Regions from separate parts of the Homo sapiens genome. Here region 2 is linked to region 1. The links are chromatin contacts, found by Hi-C or POLR2A ChIA-PET in ENCODE. All regions are on one chromosome and are shown on one strand. The core of a region is the stretch at or near the end of the contact, and the rest is flanking DNA. Distances in the headings are between cores, read along the strand shown. Region 1 has its middle 46 kb from the start of SHOC1. Region 2 holds the start of SHOC1 (shortage in chiasmata 1).

Region 1 (6,783 bases), core at 1,156-3,655:
CATCAGAAACTTGAAGATTTTGTTAAACTATGAGGATGGCATTCATCAGGATGGCATTCATCAGATTTCATTAAACTATCAGGATGGTATTCACTGAATAACTGCAATGCAGCTCTGCCAAATGGTCATCTGTCTTCTCTTTGAATCATGGGTCATTATACAGGTAGATGAAAACCTGCAAATAAAAAGATAGACGAGAATTATAAGACTAGAAAAGTCTTTTAAAGATTGCCTACTCTTTTTCAGACGCTAAACTATAAAAGCCATTTCAAAGGATAATATTTTATAATCTATTCCTGTCTCTTTCCCTTTCTTCTTTCCTCTCTTCTTCCTTTTCCTTCTCTTTACACAAAACATTTCCTGAGCACTCATAACATGCCAGGTGCTATGTTAAGTATGAATGATATAGTAATGAACTATAATCAGTTTCTGCCTTTATTTATTTATTTTTGTTTTGGTTTGGTTTGGTTTTGAGACAGAGCCTCAGTCTGTCGCCCAGGCTGGAATGCAGTGGCGTGATCTCAGCTCACTGCAACCTCCACCTCCCGGGTTCAAGCAATTCTCCTGCCTCAGCCTCCTGAGTAGCTGGAACTACAGGCACCCGCCACCACGCCCGGCTAATTTCTTTATTTTTATTTTTAGTAGAGATGGGGTTTCACCATCTCTTGATGGTGAAAAGAGATCACAAGTTGGCCAGGCTGGTCTTGAACTCCTGACCTCAGGTGATCCGCCCGCCTCGGCCTCCCAAAGTGCTGGGATTACAGTAGTGAGCCATCGTGCCCAGCTGAGTTTCTGCCTTTAATATTCTGTTTAGAGGAAAGAGAGAACGTTACTACATCCAGAAACCCAGGTGGGATATCTATGTTTCTTAACTCCACTGGATGATCAGGCAATATGTTTATGGAGGTGAGGCTTGAACTCATTCTTTAAAGGACAAGTAGAATTAGGGGAAGCAGGCAAGGGGAAAAGGACATTCCAAGCAGAAGAGATATTATAAGTAACATCATGGAAAACTGAGAGCACATGGTGAAATTGTATAGGTGGCATGACTTGAGCAAATTGTGTGAATGCAGATACAGGAGAGTCCTCATCCGCCCTACTAATGATGACATTTACGTACAATAAAATTAGCTCTTATTTTTAACGCTCTTCTCTGGTAGAATTCTTAAAAAGCTGAGAAGAATAAAATCTTATTCTATGTCATTTAATCAGAACCAAATACGAGAAGAGGAAACTCAAAGGAAAATTTTCATCCATTCAATTCTTTCTTAGTAGTTATTATTCGCTAAGGGCAATGGTTGTTAATAGGAATAGTCAAGGAATAATTTCTCGATTATTCTCAGCTGATTTTCCTGGCAGTATTTCATTCAAATCAGAAGAGTGTTAATTCCATTTTTCATAAGATCGGGGAGCATGACCATCTGTGTCAAGAAGAAACGAAACCTCAAAGAGTTCCAAGTCAGTTTGGATCAGTCTCAGGAAATCCTGACTTTTATTTGATGTGGCCCATAAGTCCAATTATTGTACTCACAAAAAAGGCTCTTCAAAGACTGGCTATTAGCCTCATTTTACATTCAGGGACAGGAAATGATAAATCTTAAAACAAGGACACAGGACTTTTAGAACTGATGTCAATGAGAGTCTCTCTCTTATCTTTCTATCCTTCTTTTTGATCTGCTTCCTTCCTCTTTGCCTATTTTTTTTTTTTTTGGCTCCCTGTTTTCTTCCTTAATTTATATCTTATGCCTACCAGTGTTTCCCTAGGTAGTTTAATATTTCTAATGGTGATACTTGTATTTATAACATTTTCCCTAAAAAATATTTCAAATAACTCTTCAGATCATTCACGTCCCAAGGATTGTCAGATAGGTTCCTTTTATGACTTCTTACACACTCCTATGTTTGACAGAGCCACACCTGAAATGGTAGGATTATTGTCTTTGCGTCACTCAGATGCAAGTCTTGTGGAGGATTCAGTCTCTCCCTAGCCCTGCCCTGTGAGATAGTTTTAACAGAAATGTGTATGAAGACATGCATGGCAGAATTACCAGATCAGCTGGTGACTCAAAGCTAAGATCATAAATTACAGACTCTATATCCAAAATGATCTCAATTGGCTGGAATGCTGGTATGAAATCAATAAGACAAAATTTAAATCAGATGTAAAGCCCAGGTGTGGTGGCTCACGCCTGTAATCCCAGCACTTTGGGAGGCCAAGGCTGTCGAATCATTTGAGGTCAGGAGTTCAAGACCAGGCTGGCCAACATGGCGAAACCCCGTCTCTACTAAAAATACAAAAATTAGCTGGGTGTCGTGGCACATGCCTGTAATCCCAGCTACTCAGCAGGCTGAGGGAGGAGAATTGCTTGAACCCACGGTGCTGAAGTTACAGTGAGCCGAGATTGCGTCACTGCACTCCTGCTTGGACGACACAGCGAGACTCTCTCTCAAAAAAAAGGAAACCTGCTAGATCTCAGAATTATAGCAATAGTTTCAGTTGACCTCATCTCCTTCCTACATGTGTTCCCCTCTCTGCCCATGTCCTTCTGACCTTGTGAGTTCTGAAATGAGTCCAAACTTCTCCCATCACAGTCCCTCTCTCTAAGTATACAGATTTATCTTTCTATCATGACTGAGGTATGCACAGAGTTGACTTTATGAGTGTACGATCTGTGTTGCTGCACAGAGTCCTGCACTTAAAAGCACCCCATACTCAGTTTAATGTCTCCTTCTGGAAATTCTTCTTTTCTTTTCTTTGTGCTCACTTTGGCAGCATATACACTAAAATTGGAACAATACAGAGAAGATTAGCATTGTCCCTGAGCAAGCATGACACACAAATTCATGAAGCATTTCATATTTTTATTTATAAAAAATAAAATTTTTTAAAAAGTTAAAAGTAATTTTAATTGGCAAATAAAAATTATATATATTTATCATGTACAAAATGATGCTTTCATATATGTATACATTATGGAATGGTTAAATCAAGCTAATTAACATATTCATTACTTCACATGCTAATAATTTTTTTGTGGTGAGGACACTACAAATCTACTCTCTTGGCCATTTTTCAAGTATGCAATACACTATTGTTTACGATAGTCATCATGTTGTGCAATAGATCTCTTGAAACTTCTTGAAATTCTTAACAATTTAAAAATTTTTTTTAGAGACAAAGGATCTTACTGTGTTGCCCAGGCTGGTCTTGAATTCCTGGACTCAAGCGATCCTCCTGCCTCAGCCTCTTGTGTAGCTGGGATTACAGATGCAAGCCCCCATGCCTGGCTGTAACAACTCTTGAATAAAGAGTCTGGCATTTTCATTTTGCACTGAGCCCCACAAATTATATAGCCAGTCCTCGGTATAGGAAACATCCTTTTCTTCTCTGAGCAGTTGAAGTTTTCCAAAAGGAAGTTTTTCTATGAAAATGAGGTAGCAAACAAACAAGATGGCTACACCAAAAGTTAGCAAAAATAAAATTTCAGATTACAGGTGAATCCCAAAGTGAACTAGCACCAAGCCAAAAATGCAATTAGTCAGCACAGTAGAGACAGTCCATAGCGTTTGGCTCCTTTCCACTTCATTTGTAGCTGCCTAAAATGTTAAATTAAGATATGCACATGATCTGAGATGGATTTTGTTTGGCAGCAAAACCAAACTGTAGTATCTGTAGGATTCTGGCTATGCTAGGAATAGACCCTAGGTCACTGGCCCTAGCTCCATCATCACTTGCTAGTCCCATTTCTGACCCACTCCTTCTGTTCTTTCTACCCATTTCAGATCTCCAGGTCTCTGGCTTCTTCACTTTGGCTCCATTTACTTCATATCTGTTTTCTAGCCAATTGAAAAGGTCAGTTTGTTATGCAAACTGGAGAACCCTGGCTTCCTTACTTATTATTAGCAAAATGTAAGCTTGCCAGATTTAACTAATTAAAATGTAAGATCCACAATTACTTTTGAATTTTAGACAAACAATGGATGCATTTTTAGTATATGTTCCATATATTGCATGGCATGTACTTATAGTAAAAAATTATTTATCTAGCTTAAATTCAAATTTAATTGAATGTTCGGTGGGGTGCAATGGCTCACGCCTGTAATCCCAGAACTTTGGGGGGCTGAGGCAGGAGGATCACCTGAGGTCAGGAGTTTGAGGCCAGCCTGGCTAACATGGTGAAACCCCATATCTACTAAAAATACAAAAAATTAGCCAGGTGTGGTGGAAGGCACCTGTAATCCCAGCTACATGGGAGGCTGAGTCAGGAGAAATGTTTGAACCTGGGAGGCGGAGGTTGCAGTGAGCTGAGATCATGCCATTGCACTCCAGCTTGGGCAACAAGAGCAAAATTCCATCTCAAAAAAAAAAAATTTAATTGAATGTTCTGCATTTTACCTTGGGACCCTGTCATCATGGGCACCCATGGATCATGGGCTGCCCTGAACATACAGGAGATGCCTACTATCTAACCTCCTTGGAGGCCATTGGCATGTCTTCAGTTTTCTTGGGACCAAAACTCTCTCGGTCTCATCTGATGTCAAATTCTCTGCTCCTGCAGCTTCTGCCCCCTCTCAAGTTCCCACTTCAATAAAAGAGCAGAAATTACTAATGAATCCTGGGTTTATTGAGCAATCATACCTCTTTCTCAATTTACCTGAACAATTCTTCCCATTTACTCAAGTTCTCTTTCATAATTCTATTCCCAAGTACCCCCAGAAAAGTAACTGTTACCAGATTTTGCAATACAGATGTTGACCGGTTTTCTCATCCGTATATCTACGGTAGCCACTGTATTGCATGGTATACAGTGGAATTCAATAAATGTCTGTTGGGTGATTGAATTAGTTAATTAAAGCGTATATTCCCTATAGGTTTTTTTGTTGGAACAGATAGAACAGAGTGTTCTATTTTATTCCAGAGGGAAGGACCAGGGCCAATAGCGTGAACACTTAGGGAAATCATTTTGACTTCAACATCTGGAAACTTTTCTTAGCTCCAGAGGTCAAAGTGGTGGTGTTGAGAAGTCAAGATCTTCCTACCCTGGCAATGTTCAGAAGGAGGTCTAATTTCCACCACTATGGCATTGCTGTCACAAACAGAATTTCTGGACTAGGGGCAGTGAGAAGTAATTGTTAAACTACTTCCGAACCTAAGAATCAAGAACGTTAATGCACCCTCTCCACAAACACACTTTTATTTTTTCAACTTAAAAGTTGCACTTGATACTGAATTCTGCTCTTCTGAGAACAAGGACATATAACAGATGCACGCACACATTAATGATGTGCCAACTCCCTTTTGTTTCAAGTCTTATAGAGCATAAAGACAAAGAGGTCATTTCTAGTAATGGAGAGTAAAAAGCCCTTAATTTTTCAGTTTATCTTTGATTTATGTTTCTGTGTTTGTGTGTGGCCAGGCTCTCCTTGGCCTTTTCAAAAGGAACTGGCATAACCACTGAAAATGTGTGGTAACTGACTACATGTCCCTGGGGAGAAATCTTATGTTACTCAAAACACAGTTGCTAATGAACAGCCTGTGTTAGTCCCTCAACATAAGAGAAAAAAAGCTATTTGTAGGTATGAAGGTAAGCACAACCATTCCCCCAATAACCCTGGAATTCTTATATATCTCACCATTCTTTTTTTTTTTTTTTTTTTTTTTTTTTGAGGCAGAGTCTCACTCTGTCACCCAGGCTGGAGTACAGTGGCACAGTCTCAGCTCACTGCAACCTCCGCCTCCCAGGTTCAAGCGATTCTCCTGCCTCAGCCTCCACAGTAGCTGGGATTACAGGGACCTGTCACCATGCCCAGCTAATTTTTGTATTTTTAGTAAAGACGGGGTTTCACCATGTTGGCCAGGCTGGTCTGGAACTCCTGACCTCAAGAGATCCGCCCACCTTGGCCTCCCAAAGTGCTGGGATTACAAGCGTGAGCCACCACCCCCAGCCTCACCATTCTTTTAATGTTGTAATATGTGAGAGAAAGGGAGAGATATTCGAGGTGAAGTAATTGTGCATATTTGAGAAGCATATGCTGTGTATGAGGTGGGGGTAGGGAGATAGAAAGGTATCGTGGGGAGGGGACAAGATGTGTGATGTCCACAGGACTATGGTGGGGAGTTTATGATAGCTCAGCATGTTGCGTGCCTGTGAAGACTGAGTAGAGGCAGCTGTCACAGACTGTGTGTGTGTGCAAGTGTGTGTGCACACATGCATGAGTGTATCCATGCATGTGCAGTAAGAATAAAGATGGTTGATGGAAACCAAGTGTGTGTTGTGGGTAGGATGGTGGGCAGAGTGTATATATGTGTAATTGGTCAGGGTTTATATGAGGGTGAAGGTAGGAAGTGTGGTAACTGACTACATGTCCATGGGAGAAATCTTATGTTACTCTAAACTGTGTTTTGAGTAAGACAAGTTTGAGTTTTATAGAAGAGGAATAAGTCTGTGTGAAAGAACTGAGCACAAGTGCGTTTGTGTTTTTGTGTATGAAAGAAACTGTTGGTGGCAGCTAAATGTGAGGTATGGATAAAGTGGTGGGGACAAAGTCTGTAAATGTATATAACAGGGTATTGTGGGAGTAAGGATTGGCTGTAGTGTGTGTACGAGTGTGTACAGAAGTGAACAGAGTGTGTGTGAAAGAGAGAGAGAGACAGAGAGCAAGAGGGAGGGAGGGAGGGAGGGAGGTAGCTTTGGGAAATTTGTGCTTATTTATGGATGGGGTATATTTTTTGAAGAGTCATTTGTGTATGGACAGGTTATATGTTTATGTTTGAACAAAGTG
Region 2 (6,783 bases), core at 1,571-4,070, 45 kb before region 1:
TTGGTAAATCAGCAAATCCATCTAATGAAGCAATAAGTAAAATCTAGAATGCTTAACTAGTCCGGGATGGTTCTCATTTACTTGAGAACTCAAGGAATTACAGTTTTGAAGTTACTCTAGGACAGAGTAACTTCTGTGTAAAACTTTTAGTAAAAAACTAAAAACAAACTTTTAAAACAATCCAGGCCAGGCATGTTGGCTCACACCTGTAATCCCAGCACTTTGAGAGGCTGAGGTGGTGGATCACTTGAGGCCAAGAGTTTGAGACCAGCTTGGTCAACATGATGTAAAATACAAAAATACAAAATTTTTGTATCTCTACTAAAAATACAAAAATTAGCTGGGCGTGGTGGTGTGCACCTGTAGTCCCAGGTACCCGAGAGGCTGAGGCACGAGAATTGCTTGAGCCTGGGAGGTGGAGGTTGCAGTGACCCAAGATCACACCACTGCACTCCAAACTGGGCAACAGAGCCAGACTCTATCTCAAACCAAAAACAAAAACAACCCAGAGCACAATTATTTTATTTGTTTAATGACTCAGAAGGATTTTTGGATATTACAATATGTTTTCCAATTAAAATGAGACAAATATGTTATCTGAATTGTCTTTAATATTGTTAGATTCTGTGGTGTGGAGAATATATAGTGTGGCCACCCTCTTTCACTCTTAAACAGGACCAACGTGGGCATTATTTTACTGGTGGTTACTTTTCTGAGAATATTTCCAATCATTGCACCTCTATGTCTTTTCCACCCAGTGTATCACTGATCTTTTTTTTTTTTTGAGACGGAGTCTCGCTCTGTCCCCCAGGCTGGAGTGCAGTGGCCGGATCTCAGCTCACTGCAAGTTCCGCCTCCCAGGTTCACGCCATTCTCCTGCCTCAGCCTCCTGAGTAGTTGGGACTATAGGCGCCCGCCAACACGCCCGGCTAATTTTTTGTATATTTAGTAGAGACAGGGTTTCACCGTGTTAGACTGGATGGTCTCGATCTCCTGACCTTGTGATCCGCCCGTCTCGGTCTCCCAGAGTGCTGGGATTACAGGCGTGAGCCACCGCGCCCGGCCTGTCACTGATCTTTCAAGCAAATATTGATTCTAGAACTTCCATTTCTTGGTGTTGCACTTTCAGAAAAAACTGATTGTCTCATTCTAAAAGCCATTGCAAAAAGTTAACAACAAACTCAACTTTACTGACTTTACCCATTCAGCTTATTGTCAGCATTTATATTAACTTTTCTTTTCTTGTGAAGCCTAGTATTTCTATCACTCTCACCAATTACCTTAAGAAATAATTACTTTTGTATTGAAGTCAACCACTGAAATTCATGCTAAATATGTACTACTTAATAAGATGCCATATGTTATATACATGCTTAGAATCCCGTTTATCAAGTTTATTTCATTGTAATACAGATATCGAATCCATCTAATAGTGGTGGGTGGAAGCAAAAACGATACATTGCTCTTATTTCTAAAACCAAAGATATGAGGAAATGAACAAAATCATGGTTAGAGAGAGGGTAATTTAAAATTATCAAGTTTTGAATTGCAGCAATTCTCGAATTTTTTTTTTTTTTACCTTTTTCTAAAGATTTTATTTCTTTTGTGCTACTTCCTAACAAACATCTACTGGACTACTGGACCAAAATGGAAATGCACACGATAATGAGGTCAGGCACAAGGCCAGGAAGTAAGCTTTCCCAAGATGATGATGATGATGATGATGATTTAATTAATTAATCAAATAATTTTTTGAGACAGAGTCTCCCTCTGTCCCCAGGCTGGAGTGCAATGGTGCGATCTTGGCTCACTGCAACCTCCAGCTCCCGGGTTCAAGCGATTCTCCTGCCTCAGCCTCCCGAGTAGCTGGGATTACAGGCGGGTGCCACCATGCCCGGCTAATTTTTGTATTTTTAATAGAGACGGGGTTTCGCCATGTTGGCCAGGCTGATTTCGAACTCCTGAGCTCAGGCAATCCTCTCGCCTCAGCCTCCCGAAGTGCTGGGATTACAGGCCTGAGCCACCATATGCCAGGCCCCAAGATTATTTAAAAGCACTCACAGGTGAGTGTGAATCTTCGGGCTGGCTTCCCACCTCTCCCCACCAGCCTAAGGCATCAGGAGCTTTCTGCCTTCTTCACTCCCTCGCATAAAAACCCACTTAAAAAAAAAAAAATAATAAGATCCGCCGGAAGTGGTGGCTCACACCTGTAATCCCAGCACTTCGGGAGGCCGAGGCGGGTGGATCACTTGAGGTCAGGAGTTCGAGACCAGCCGGGTCAACATGGCAAAACCCCGTCTCTATTAAAAATATAAAAATTAGCCAGACGTGGTGGAGGACGCCTGTAGTCCCAACTACTCTGGAGGCTGAGGCAGGAGAATCTCTTGAACTCGGGAGGCAGAGGTTGCAGTGAACCGAGATCGTGCCACTGCACGCCAGCCTGGGCAACAGAGCGAGACCCTGTCTTAAAACAGACAAAAAAACGTAACATGGCAGAGAAGGCGAGGTGCACCTATTTTCCCTTATTGTTTAGCCCATACAACTTCTAGTTGATGGGCTGAAATCCCACCAGCATCTCTGAGACCTTCACACCTTCTATTCTCAGGTTAAGTGGACAGTGGGTCTGGGGTTTTGTCTCTACAGAGCCACATCGGCCGGGCCTCACAGATGCGTTTTCCAGAGATTCCTGAGCTGCCATACTTCTTTGGTCCCATACGACCTTTTCCTCCCCTCAGCCCTCAAAATCACCCTCTCTCCTGCCTCCAGCCTCTCAGGGCTCTTACCTGAGGTAAAAATCGCCTCCTGCATCTCTTCCTGGGGTAAAATTCCCGCCCGCTGGACACGTGACCACTGAGCCTGCACTCTGTGCTTCCATTGGCCAGACCAGGCCCCGCCCCTTGGGCTCCGGGCACTTCCGTCCGCGAGTGGGCACAGCCTAGGGAGGTAAGGATTGTGGGGATTCGAGGCTGCAGCCTGGGCAGCGCCGAGGTCCTCGGGAGTGAGCAGAACCCTCATAACACTGGGCGGAGTGTGACGGTGGAGAAGTCGGCGTGAGGCTAGAAAGAGCTGGTTGTGAAGGGTTGGGAAGACCCGGCAAAGCAGTCCGGACTTCTTTGGGAGTGGCGGCTCCCATGTTGTTAGCGAGGCCGGGCAAAACGCGGCAGGGTTAGCCGGAGGGCGAGGGCAGAAGCCTTTCAGAGGTAAGGGTGGGAGGATTTAGCAATCAGACAGATTCAGGGAAAGAGGAAGGCAAGAGAGAGGAGGCAAACGTGCCTCAGGGGTCTGGCTAGGTGTGGGTCATGGCTTGGTAGCAGAAGAACTTTTGAGGAGGGGCAGGAAGATACTGCTTTTCAATTGGCACATGTGGATTCTATACCTTAATTAAAGCCACTCCCTTACATACACACATTTAGGTATCGCCAGACTCGCCTGATGAGGAATAATTATTCTTTCCTCCATATTTCTTAACTCCTGTCTTTTCCATGAAACGGCTTGGCATTAAACTCCTTCCCAGAAGATTGCAAGAAGTAACATGCATTTATTTACTTTACTAACACATGGGTGTCTTTTGAGTTGATTGTTCAAATACTAATTGTGAAATGTCAGTGGATAAGTCACTTTATTTTCTTAAGTTACTTCCTTTATTTTGTACAGGTGTGTGCAGTTTGCTTCGGTTATATGGATTTAATGTTTGACAATAATCAGTTTTAAAGATATTCACCTAACATTGAAGTGCATTAATCATCCTGTGTTCTTGGATGTCTACCTTTTATTAAAATCAATTTTAAATTAAATATCTTTGTAAAAGTTACAAAAATTGGCCGGGCCTGGTGGCTCACGCTGTAATCCCAGCATTTTGGGAGGCTGAGGTGGGTGGATCACCTGAGGTCAGGAGTTCGAGACCAGCCTGGTCAACATGGTGAAACCTCATCTCTACTAAAAATACAAAAAAAAAAAAAAAAAAAAAAATCAGCCGGGTGTGGTGGCATGCCCCTGTAATCCCAGCTACTTGGGAGGCTGAGGCAGGAGAATCGCTTGAACCCGGAGGCGGAGGTTGTAGTGAGCCGAGATCATGCCACTGCATTCCAGCCTGGGGGACAGAGCAAGATTCCGTATCAGAAACAAACAAACAGAAAAACCAACAACAAAAAAAACCAAAAAACAAAAATAACACATGCTTATCCTTACTATAAACAGGAAAACCATCCAAAGATGTATACAGAGAAAGTAATCGCCATTCCCACCCCAACTCCCAGGTAACCAATATTAACAATCTGGGTTGATTCTTTTCACACTTTGTTGTATGTTCATACAAATTTATTCAGATATGCATGTACAACGTTGATTGGCTAATTATATTTAAAAATTATTACTTTTAAAAATAGCTGCATAATATTTTATAGTAACTACGTGCCATGATTTATCTAAACATTCCACTACTGATGGATTAACAGATTGTTTCCAATTTTTTGGAAACAATGACAAATAATGCTGCAGTAAGAATTCTTGGACATATGCTCTTGAATACTTTCTGTGGCATAGATTTGTTTTGGCTTGCTGGCTGAAATTGTAAGAGCATTTCAAATTTAATAAATATTGCCAATTTTTCCTTCCAAAAATGTATAGCAGTTTACATTAACAATACCAGAAAGGGGTCATCATTCTCCTGAATACCCAACAGTACTGAATATATTGCTCTTTAGAAATTTTTGCCAGGCTGATGCATGAAAAATTCTATCTTGTTTTAGTTTGCATTTCTCTGACTACTGCTGAGATTAAACATGTTTTAGATGTTTATGAATCCTTTGGATTTCTTCTTCCATGAATTGTCTAATTATGCATGTGGCTGTGTATGTGTGTATATGTGTATGCATCTGTATGTTTGTGTGTGTATGAGATCAAGTGATTTTCCTATTGGGTAGGTTGTCTTTTTGAAAATCTAGTGTAAAGGTGCATTAGTTAAAATCAGGCCTAGCTGTATAAATAACAGAAAATTCCAAAATAATATTAAATATATTTCTCTTTCATGTAAATGAAGTCCAGAGGTACAAAGGTTAAGGACTGATATGGCAGCTCTGCCCCACTAAGTCCTCTGGGTCTTAACTTCCTACCAGCTCATTTTTCTGCTATTTCTGTGTAGTGGTCCTTGTTTTCATGGTCTCAGGTGGCAGCTTCTGTTTCAGGAAGCAGGATGGAGGAAGGACTGTAAAGGAACAAAGGCCAAAGGCACAATGTCTCTTTATATATATGTAACTTAAATTGTAAAATATAATGTTCACATAGAAATATAATGTTTACACAGAAACTGTACCACAATGTATAGTTATAAAAATTATTTTAAGGAAATGTCCATGGAGCCTCCCCTCAAGTGAAGAAACAGAGCATTGGAATTTCAGAAGCCCGCTTTTCCTTTCTAATCACAACTCTCCCTAGAGGAAGTCTCCCTCTAGACCTAGAGATTACTATAATTCTGACTTTATGGTAATCATTGCCTTGCTTTTCTTTAAAGTGTTTCACCCAAGTATGCATTTCTAAATGACATAGTTTGCCTATTTTTGAATCTTGGTGTTTGTGTTACTTTGGTTCTTGCTTCTTCTATTCAGTGGATGTTTATTGTATATGATGATTCAATTTCATCAATTTCATTCGATGTATTATATATGATGATTTCAGTTATATATGATGATTATTAAATAGGATACAATAGTATCCTGTTGTATAAACATACTTCAATTTATCCATTCAACTGTTGATGGACCTTTGGATTATTCTAATTCTTGTATATTACAAAGAATGCTGCTACAATATCCTTGTACATGTATCCTAGTACACATACATGTTTCTCTGGAATATAGATTTAGGAAAATGTTTTGGATTATTGAGCATACATATCTTCACATTTATTGACTAACACCAAACTGTTTTCCTAAGTGATTATACCGATTCACCCATCAGTAATGTTTAACAGTCTGTACTGCTCTATATCCTCACCAACTCTTAGCAATTTCATACTTGAAAATGTTGAGATCTAGTAGATGTCTAGTTGCAGCAAAGGCTGGAAGATGCAGTGTTCATTCTGAACAGTTATGTGCATAGTTACTATTTGGAAATTCTATTATTAATATAAGAAAAAAACATATATTGGGAAATACACAGCAATCTCTGCCACATTCAGAATACTAACTTAAAAATAGCTGCCAGGCTGGGCACCGTGGCTCACGTGTGTAATCCCAACAATTTGGGAGGCTGAGGCAGGAGGATCACCTGAGGTCAGAAGTTCAAGGACAACCTGGCCAACGTGATGAAACCCTGTCTCTACTAAAAATACAAAAATTAGCCAGATGTGGTGGCAGGTGCCTATAATCCCAGCTACTCAGGAGGCTGAGGCGGGGAGAATCGCTTGAACCCGGGGGCAGAAGTTACAGTGAGCCGAGATTGTACCATTGCACTCCAGCCTGGGCAACAGAGTGAGACTCCATCTCAAAAAAAAAAAAAAAAAAAAATTAACCAAGTGTGGTGGCACGCACCTGTAATCCTAGCTACTTGGGAGGCTGAGGCAAGAGAATCACTTGAACTCTGGGGGGCAGAGGTTACAGTGAGCGAGATCATGCCACTGCACTCCAGCCTGGGTGACAGAGTGAGACTCTGTCTCAAAAAAAAAAAAAGAAAAAAAAGAAAAGAAAAAAAGCTAAATTTTTTTTAGCACTCATTATGTGCCAAGCACTATTCTAAACACTTTGCAACAACTCATAAGCTAGATAAATTTACAAATATTACAAACTC

What was found. Hi-C counts contacts between places; a loop is a spot of excess contacts on that map. ChIA-PET counts read pairs that join two places held with the same protein, here RNA polymerase II (POLR2A). Pooled maps may share reads with other maps.
Region 2: a loop to region 1 is called in a map of chondrocyte, with 2.8 times the contacts of the local background. The contact joins the promoter of SHOC1 here to the enhancer-like site in region 1. A Hi-C loop is called at or near these places in 1 of 168 maps with a recorded cell type or tissue (chondrocyte), 1 of 37 single-sample maps with no recorded cell type and 1 of 50 pooled maps. POLR2A ChIA-PET finds 5 or more read pairs at or near these places in 3 of 52 experiments (B cell, MCF 10A and activated T-cell).

What each region holds. Positions count from the first base shown.
Region 1 is chr9:111,837,071-111,843,853 of GRCh38, forward strand. It overlaps the pseudogene RNU6-1013P. Among named protein-coding and RNA genes, the nearest start is that of SHOC1, 46 kb to the left of the region's middle. RefSeq lists an enhancer at 3,927-4,096. Within about 2 kb of position 2,406, at least 3 of the 41 ENCODE cell types and tissues checked have a DNase peak (open chromatin) inside an H3K27ac peak, as active enhancers do.
Region 2 is chr9:111,792,117-111,798,899 of GRCh38, forward strand. It overlaps SHOC1 (shortage in chiasmata 1), which reads right to left and starts at 2,821. Exons shown (of 28, transcript NM_001378211.1): 1 at 2,784-2,821. LOC124902249 (a long non-coding RNA gene) reads left to right here and starts at 4,102. Exons shown (of 2, transcript XR_007061734.1): 1 at 4,102-4,256.